Linked DNA regions of Homo sapiens: region 1 is linked to region 2. Evidence: chromatin contacts called from ENCODE Hi-C or POLR2A ChIA-PET data. All regions are on one chromosome and are shown on one strand. Each heading gives the region's core, a stretch centred on a gene start or an enhancer-like site at or near the end of the contact. The rest is flanking DNA. Distances are from core to core; before and after follow the strand shown.

Region 1 (4,805 bases), core at 1,670-4,169, 420 kb before region 2:
TATCAGTCAATCATTTTATAAAACTGTCTTACTTATGTGAAAGTTAATGTGGCATTGTTAGTTAAAATTTGTATCAAATGAATTATCAAGTATCTGAACTTAACTGGAACTAGAAATAGAAACATTTTTCCTTGCATCCAACTGTTATACTACTAGTGATCTGCTGCCTAAACAAGTGACCTCAAAGATAAATGTATGAAAGCTACCTTAATTTTTGCTTTCACAATTTTAGCGCATACCCATTTTATGCGCTAAAACACAGTTAACAATTTTTAGGAAAAGGATTTTAAAAGACAAAGAAAAACCCCATATATCTTTTCCCTAAAAAAGTTCTAAAAAGTTCTTGCCGAAGTCTAAAAGTAGACTTCTCCTACCAAGAAGGATCAGGATTTCTGAACTATCTTAGAAGTATAGGTTACATCACACAGAAAGGACAAACTGACTGACCCATCTGGAACATAAAATCATGTTCCTAAGAAAATTATCTTAACCAACTACAAAACCTAAAAACTCATCATTTTTTGCCAACGAGTCTTAGCCATAAGAATTTTCCTTTTTCGCAAGATAGCAAAAGCCATTAACCCACCTACTGGTAATTATTCAGGCTCGATTCCTTAACATGCTAGTGCCAAAAGTTTAATAATAGTTATCTATGTACCACATGTTGAACCTATTGTATAAAATTGGCTCCATTCACTTACATATAACCAGTGACAAGGTTTATAATTTGGAACAGCTCAACCTTTTCCTACACATTGCTACTTTATATAAAGTCCATTTTTTAAAGGGACTAAAAATAGCTGCATGTCCTTTGCTTAAAAAAAAAAAAATCAAGTCACAATTTAGTTAAGCCTGAACTGCATCTAGATCCTTATGGAGTTCCACTTCAGGAATTAAAAAATCTAGGCTAAATTACCTATATTCTTCCCTTGTCTAAAAGAAAGATCACCCATGGCCGGCTGCGGTGGCTCATGCCTGTAATCCCAGCACTTTGAACAGCTGAGGCGGGCGGATCACCTGAGGTTGGGAGTTCAAGACCAGCCTGACCAACATGGAGAAACCTCGTCTCTACTAAAAATACAAAAGTAGCTGGGCATGGTGGTGGCATATGCCTGTAATCCCAGCTACTGGGGAGGCTGAGGCAGGAGAATTGCTTGAACCGGGTAGGAGGTTGCGATGAGCGGAGACCACGCCATTGCACTCCAGCCTGGGCAACAAGAGTGAAACTCCGTCTCAAAAAAAAAAAAAAAAAAAAAAAAAAAAAAAAAAAAAAAAAGATCGCCCGTATATCATCCCATTTGGATGAAAGCCTTTAATAAAATAATGATAAAAAGATGTTCTTTAATTTTATGAGGGCATTAGTGAACTAAGTTCTGTTTGGGAGACCATTTGAAAGTAGCTCTTTTAGCTATTAAGCTATGGTTGACATCTGATATAGTCAATCGCTGTTATTTAGTCAAGTCCCAGGAGTTTCTGAGAAGATCCAAAATAATAGGAATAACTTATTTGCGGAGTACTTTAACGTGTCTGCTTCTAAACACATCACATGGATTAACCGTCCACTTGTCAGTAGAATGCCTCTCACTGAATATTATGGGTAACTGGGATTTTCAAAAGGCTTTTCCACTGGAAGCTTTAGGAATGTAACGCCGAGGTTATAATGCAGTTTAATGGAAAAATATATTCTCTATGTAACTGTCGGCTTCATGTATTAGTTTTCAAAACCAAATTATTATACAAAAGTTGTTTGTTGATTTGAGGTTGACTTTTTTCCAGTATTTTTCAGTATATTTAATAGAATTTAGCATCTATGTCTGCGGTTTCCAGGACCATCTTTTTTTCTTTTATAGAAGGTTCTCTGTGCAGATAAAATTTCTAGGGACCAAGCTCATTTATGTTTGACTTCATAGGATACACACTAACCTTAAAAGGTTGGAAGACAAATGCACCCCACAAGCACACACTCTAACCAGGAGACGAAACAAGCAAACCTAATTACCAGAAGACACACGTAGAAGAAAAGTGGTCATCTCTGGGCAGCACTGGGAGATAGGGAGAGGTGGGGCTACTGTATTAGTAGTATTAAAATACTACTGATCTCATCAATGAATCGATACAATTCATGGCACTTAAGTTCTTAAATCCGAGTGCAGGTATTACTATGACGTAATTTGATAAATATCTAAACCAAAACCAGCTGCTGAGCATCCTTTATATGTATAACATTGTGCTAGAGGGTCAGGGAGGGCTGAAAGCTAAATTACGATATTGAATTAGATAATTTTTAAGTTTCTTTCCAATTCTAAAATTCATAATTCCATCTGTATTAACTCATTCTTAGAAAGCATGCATCTAAAAAGCAAACATTTAAAAAAATCAATAGAAAAAATATATCATTTACTCTGATTGAATTCTTTCTTTTAAAAAACACTTACACACTATGAAATTACTTTATTACTTAAAACACAAAGACCATCCATTTTCTCATGTTTTCTGAGATCATTATCATGGAAATAAAATTCTGATGAAATTGAAAAAAAACATGAAACAAAATTAGCCACATCACCACTACCAAGTAAAACAGCTCTCATCACCTTAGAGCCACTGCACACACAACCACACTTCTATCTCTATATCTGCCTCCTGCAAGCTGAACAAAACAATGTGCTGCTTCTACGGGAACTCTGAGCCAGACAGCCCAGACTTTTACAGGAGGAAAAAGCAAGTTTTACCTTTTTTCTCCTAAACCCTTTTGGTGTCAAAGCTAAAAGTTGTAAAACATTTGTTTTACTTCCTTCTGGAGGCAATCATTTGCCAAACTACATTCTTTTATTTTATATACTTTTATTTTTTGGTTAGAAAACTTGTTGCTCAACATGCAAATCTCAAACTGGGGGAGGGAGGGAAGGAGGGAGGAAATGAAGCTCAACAAACACAACAAAATAAAGTTGCTCTGCTATGTTGAGGCTGCCAGGCTTTTTGTTACTCTACTTGAAAGTAAATGTGACTTGTCTGTAGAGAGTGCTGCTTCAGCAGTTCCAAATGAATTTCAAGCCTGTGCTCCATATTTTCTCTTTTGTAAGTTTAATGTATTCAGCAACACTGAACTGACAATTTAAATAACTACATTTTTAAACAAACGAAGCATTGATGTTAATGTATGAAAATGGTCCAAACCCCTGGGAGTCTTGGTTCCCACCATTGTTTATTCTGACAACAGGATATAATTGCTTACTTACTTGGCAGCAAATTTAACCATCTGCTTGCTTGCATGGTCTCCCACCGCCACAAGAGCCTGGACATTAAACTGCTGCTGACGTAGGACTAAGAAGCACTGTTTCCCTGAAAAAGACAGAAAGAACACAAATGTATTAAGGACACGCAACTTCAGGTTTTACAAAGAAGGAAAATGCTCTCTACTTTAAAAGTGGGCCAAAATTTACTATACTCATCAGGCACGCATGCATGTGTATACTATCCATTTGGCTTCCACAGACAAAATACTCACACTCAACTGACAACCCTTAAAGAAACTCAAGTTCCTATGATGAGTAACAAGAAATGCTTTCAACTTGTTATAAGAACACAGGCAAATCACCAATTTCAAAAAAACTTCTAAATCAAGAAAATTATTTTGTCATTGCATTGATTTATTAAACAAATTTCAAGTAACTTGAGATCACTTTCAACATTCATTCAATAGTTAGTATATTCCACATGCAAAGGCACTGTACTACTATGGAAGTTTCAATACTGCAACCACAAAAGTGCTAACACAGTGCTTAAAAACAAGGACACAAACACTATGGGGTGGTCCATCTACAGAGTTTCTTCCTACCAAAGTACATTTTAAAGAGCATTTAAATTGACAGGCTAGTGCCTTTCATGTTCTACGTTCTTCATTTTTCCTTTATCACCTTCCTAGTCCTTCATATTTTATGAGTCTCGCATTTTTTTTTACTCCAAATAACTTATATTGTCTATTAAAGATCATTTTCTTCAAGCCCTATAACCAGTTTTATTTTTACATATCCTGGGCCTCTTTATTCCTTCTTCTTTGATAAAGAACTGTTACTCCTTATTCTTAACCTTCTGAAAAACATTATTCATAATATATTTCGTTATTATGTATCCTTGTGACATCCCTTTTTCCTCCAAAGCAGATCCTTCTTAAGTCTCTGATCAAATTCTGGGAAATTACTTCTTCATAAAAAATGGGTTAATCTCTCCAAGACCACTTTACACATCAGATTGTTTTGTAAAACATCACAAGATTTTGTTTTTTAAACTGAGCATTATATTTTACATTTAGAATGGGCCTTAACCAAAAGAAGAAAGAAAAAGGAAAGCAAAAATGCAAGCAGACTTACAGTTACTACTTTCAACATACAGTATTTTGAAATGCAAATCAGATAGCAATCACAAGTTAAAAAAGACAGGTTGCAAACAAAGTGTCAACACAGACATAATCTATTGACTTTAGAGTCATATATGATTGGCAGGTTTTTAACCACTAAAAAACACTCTTAATTTTCCCTTTTGCTTTGGAGGATGATCCAGTCACAAAGTAAAATCCTAAAAAACGAAGTTGTATTAATACAGGAAACAAATTCAAAGGAGTTTTAAAATATTGGAAGGACAAAGGTTATTACCACAGAGAAACTTGCAGATGAATAAAAATAACATTTTCCTAGGAACTACTACTGAAACCACAGCCACGTTACCCCACTTAGAAAAGTATGTTACTGTGAAATGGAAGGTAATGTGCACACGACAGTGCTAGGCTAAGCCATAATGTAGTCAGA
Region 2 (4,805 bases), core at 48-2,547:
GCTAGAACAGGATGAACTAGTAATAGAGGACTTAAGTTTGAATCTGCCTGTATGAGTCTCTCGGACTGTGGGCACGTCTCTTGCTATCCCTTCTCTGTAAAGAAGAGCCTGGAGAGTTTTAAGATTTCCCTCCTACTGCTCCCATGGGACATTCTGAATATGGTGAGAAAGTGCTCTGAGGTCTGAAAAGCAGTGTTGCCTAGTGCAGCTGTTTCTAAACCTCATTGGAACCCCCTCAGTTGGGTTACTATTCCTACACATATGCTAGAAACCAACACCACTTTCTAGCTCTGCCACCTCCTTTCCAAAATTTTAAAATCAGTAGGTGGAAGGTGATATGGCATCTGTACTTTAAAAACCAAAATAAGACCGTGGGTGATTCTGTTGATCAGCTGAGCGTGGAAACAACTGGTCTAGTGAACAGTAGATGAAGAAAAGGGTCTTACAAAATTTAGGGGTTCTGTCTATAAGGCCAAGAAAAATGGAAGCAATTATTCAGATAATCTCAGCACAAAACCACAGTTTCATTGGAATTGCGGGAATCATGAGTATCAGTTTCTGAGATACTTGGGTGGAAAGTATGTGGGTGGAGCCCAAATCTTATGTATTTAAATTCAGATCAAGCCTGTAGTAAAGATGACAGCGGTGGGAGATTGAGCAGAGAGGGGAGAATGGCATTTTCTGAATTCTCATTGTGCCACCATACATTCTGGATGTGTTGGGAGCCCCTTCATTTCACAGATGCTTATTGCTAGTAAGTACTATTGTAGCTCACAAACCATGAGTCGCCACGTTTGACATGGGAAAATGATGCTTGCTATTTATTTATAATACAACGTGTTTTGACTAACCATCAGAGAATATATTTTGAGGCAACTTTCCACTTTGCTTAGGATATAACATTTTTAATGCATCTTTCAATGGATATCTATTTTTAGGTCACCATTAGTTGCCTTGTAACTGAGATGGCCACATATTCACAGATATTTGGGGAGGCCCACAGATTTATTATTCTGCCTCATTGTCTTGTTGGTACCATATGACCAGTTAGCCTCTTGTTTCCTCATTTGAGTGTGGGAAACGGCTCTGTCTTTAGACACTAAATGGCATGCATGTAATCTTGTTTAGGGTCATTGTTCCCGGGTCTGAGTTTACTAGATGGAGAATTTCTTCAATGCCAGGTTTCCCAGGAGGAAAATGAGCCTATTTTGGTTGCATCAAATGCATCAGTTCACTGCTCTGGGTATCATCTGAAGAGCAAGAGGAGTCTGGGGGCCAGTATTGCATTTCATGTGAATGCTGGCTGAGTACTGCCATCTTGTGGCTGGGCAAACCCTAAAGCCTACCAGGGACCTTGGAGCAACCTTACAAAAAGAAACCAGACATCAAGAACCCATGTTCTCTACCTGCATGGAAGAAAAAAATTGACCATGAATCCCTAACAACAGTGCCATCCCTCCTTTCCTAGCTCTTGAATAAGTAACTGCTCTCTTATTAAGACAGAGTCCTGTCTGTTTCTTTAAAGAGAATACATCCATTCTTCTTCTGGTTTTAGTAATTTTTGGACCAGCCTTTAGATAATCTTTTGAGCCAAGTTTTGAGAAGTTTGGAGAGGGAAGGCCTTAAAAATATGTATAGTATCCAAGGCCAGAAAAAGAGGCAGAAATTGGAGACAGGTGACTCCTGCCTCTGGGGCAGTGGCTTTCTAAGTGAGGTGTGCCAGCAGCATCAGCATCACCTGGAAACTTGTTAAAATGCACATTCTTGGCTCCCAGCTAGACCTGCTGAGTCAGAAACTCTGGAGGTGAAGCCCAGAAATATGTGTTTTAAGATGATTCGGATGCACATTCAAGTTAGAGAACCCCTGTCTTGGGGAATAGAAGCCAACCCCAGGCAAATGTGAAGCGAAGACATCCAAGGTCCATTCTGTGCTCCATTATACTCATTGCTGTTCTGTTCCCTTTTCCTGTGTTAGGAACTCAGTAAGCCATACATATTTATTGTGTGAATACTATTGGTAAGCCACTGTATGGCATGACATGGGGGTTGGTCTGAGTAAGGGACTGGGAATTTGCGTTTCTAACAGTTTCTCAGGTGATGCTGCTGCTGCTGCTCCAGGGACTGTGTTTTGGGAACCCAGTGTTAGAGATAAGAGCAGCAGGCCCAGAAGCCCATGTGGTTTTCAGATGGAGAGTGCAGTTCAGGCTTTTTGGGGAATCCATGTGGCTACGAGCCTGCTTCTCAACACTCCCTGCCTCTCAACCCTGCCTGCCTCCTACCAAGGGCACAGGGAGACATGTTTATTTGAAGTGAACTCTAGTCCATTATAAAGAGATTAAAATAACATGCTGTGATTTTACCACCCAAAGGTTAGGCAATTCAAAAGCCAGAGCAAGCATGTGATGATTAAAAAGCATGGCAGAAAATTGTCAATAGCTTTGGAGATTTCATCCATACATTAAAAGACCTGTTTCGTGTTCTATTGGATCAATATGGCTCCAACGCTAGCACATTCACCTCTTGTTTAATTTGCCATTTAAAAATTTTGGTTAGTCCAATGACTCTAAACAATTCCAATGCAAAGAATAAATAAGCAGAACAGCAAATCAAACTGGATTTGTGGGCACAATTATATAGTAAGAACTCCAGAGCTGGAAGTAGAACTCTAATCACAGATTAGAATACAAATGTTTGCTTGTACATCGTACGCAGGCTCTACTATCTGCTGAATATAAATGGCTCCCTGATCGAACCTCTAGCCTGCATCGGGTGGGAAGGTAAGAGCTGGGTTTTGCTTTGCAAAATCTTAAGTCTCACCAAGAGAATCAGGGAGGCAGCCAATTGTAGTGGCAAATACGCAAAGCTTTGGAGTCAGGAAGTTATTTATTCTCTGGCTCTCGTTTTTATTATGTATTTAGTTTTTTGAGACAGGGTCTCGCTTTGTCACCCAGGCTAGAGTGAGTGGTGCGATCACAGCTCACTGCAGCCTTGACTTTCCGGGCTCCAGTAATCCTCCCACCTCAGCCTCCCAAGTTGCTGGGACAAAGATGCACACCACCACGCCTGGCTAATTTTCATATTTTTTTGGTAAAAATGAGGTTTTGCCATGTTTCCCAGGCTGGTCTCGAACTCCTGGCCTCAAGTGATCCACCTGCCTCGGCCCCCCAAAGTGCTGGGATTACAGGCGTGAGCCACTGTGCCCAGCCTGGATCTCATTTTTTAAAACCTGTAAATCTGGGACAATGCAACCTACTGCATGGAGTGGTTTTAGGGGTCAAGTAAAAATGGCCGGCAAGGCACAGAGTAGATGCTTGATATATAGCAGCTTTTCTTTCTTTCTTTCTTTTTTGAGATGGAGTTTCGTTCTTGTTGCCCAGATTGGAGTGCAATGGCATGATCTTGGCTCACCACAACCTCTGCTTCTCAGGTTCAAGCGATTCTCCTGCCTCAGCCTCCTGAATAGCTGGGATTACAGGCATGCGCCACCATGCCTAGCTAATTTTTGCATTTTTAGTAGAGACAGGGTTTCTCCATGTTGGTCAGGCTGGTCTCAAACTCCCGACATCAAGTAATCCCCTCCCACCTTGGCCTCCCAAAGTGCTGGGATTACAGGTTTGAGCTATCATGTCTGGCCCCCTATAGCAGCTATTCTTAAGTCTCCAGCTTCAGAGGGCTGGGGCCAGGAGAGGTTAAGAGGTGAACATCCATATTTACAGCCTTCATGTTTGGGGCCTTCTTCTCCCTCCTAAGGTTTTTCTGTGTTAAAATGCAAGTACATGTGCCCCTGGTGGAGAAACTCCCCGGGCTATAAAATTTTTACTACAGAATTGACAGAAATGGTCCCTGTAGATTTGGCTGAAATAAGATGTGCTTGAATTGTAAAGGGATGCCCCATATTTGGGGTAGGTGCTGTGCTAGTCACAGTCAATGTGCTTGTCAGGTGCATCCCCCTAGAAAACCAGCTGAGTTTGGTGTGAAGATAATTGGGAGGAGGAGAGTTTGGGTTCAGGGAGGAAAGGCCTGGTGGGGGCCTGCAGTGGATGGGAGAGCAAGAAAGAAGGGGCGTGGAGAAAAGTAGGGAGGCAGGTGTGGGGGTGCTAGAGGTTGTTACTTCCTGAAGTTGGGTCCCTCTGGGTGGAATGCCTTTCAGTGACCAGGGGCCACCTGTCCCACCATGTGACTCCATTGCTCAAGGAGCGTCCAGTGGAATAAGTGAGAATCTGAAGCAGAGAAAAATCATCCAGCAGCCATGTGATGAGTATGTAGGGGAGAGTTGAGGCTATGTGGTCAGCTTCGGTCCCGAGTTAGAATCAGATCTGTGACTTCAAGCAGAGTGACCCTGAGCTGGTTATCCAACTAATTCGTGACTTAGGCCTTCTGATAAACTGGGCTTCATAATATACTCATCTCACAGGGCTGGTGTGAGGATCGGCAGGGGTCATGTGAGGAAGCACTTAGCAGAGTCTAGCAAGCACTTAAATAGCAACTAGCGTCATGACAAAGCTTTATGCTCTGGATGCCCTTGACGGGGCTTTTAGCTGTGTGACCTTCAAGAAGTCACCTGCTCTTTCTGAGACTCAGTTGCTTCAGCCCTTTAAAAACAGAAACAAACACAGCCGACCACAGGGTGTGTATGGATCTGAATGAGTACAGACAAAGTCACTCATTGCAGGACTGAGTAGGAGGCAGGGTGCTGGGATTGGTGGGTTTAGGGAGGTCTGGGAGGGCCCTGAAGCTCAAGAGAAGTTTGTTTGGAAAGAAAAGCATCTTCCGTTTTGACTGAGAGGAAATGGGGAGGGGATGTG

The links. A loop is a pair of places that touch in the nucleus more often than their neighbours do. ChIA-PET counts read pairs that join two places held with the same protein, here RNA polymerase II (POLR2A). Pooled maps may share reads with other maps.
Region 1: a map of naive thymus-derived CD4-positive, alpha-beta T cell shows a loop between it and region 2 (4-fold over the local background). The contact joins two enhancer-like sites. A Hi-C loop is called at or near these places in 1 of 168 maps with a recorded cell type or tissue (naive thymus-derived CD4-positive, alpha-beta T cell) and 10 of 50 pooled maps. POLR2A ChIA-PET finds 5 or more read pairs at or near these places in 9 of 52 experiments (B cell, CD4-positive, alpha-beta memory T cell, CD8-positive, alpha-beta T cell and 6 more).

The regions. Positions count from the first base shown.
Region 1 is chr2:135,958,157-135,962,961 of GRCh38, forward strand. DARS1 (aspartyl-tRNA synthetase 1) reads right to left here. Exons shown (of 16, transcript NM_001349.4): 4 at 3,240-3,342. Among named protein-coding and RNA genes, the nearest start is that of DARS1-AS1, 25 kb to the right of the region's middle. RefSeq lists a silencer at 2,569-2,769 and an enhancer at 2,805-3,306. Within about 2 kb of position 2,920, at least 6 of the 41 ENCODE cell types and tissues checked have a DNase peak (open chromatin) inside an H3K27ac peak, as active enhancers do.
Region 2 is chr2:136,377,639-136,382,443 of GRCh38, forward strand. No RefSeq gene overlaps it. Among named protein-coding and RNA genes, the nearest start is that of CXCR4, 260 kb to the left of the region's middle. Within about 2 kb of position 1,298, at least 4 of the 41 ENCODE cell types and tissues checked have a DNase peak (open chromatin) inside an H3K27ac peak, as active enhancers do.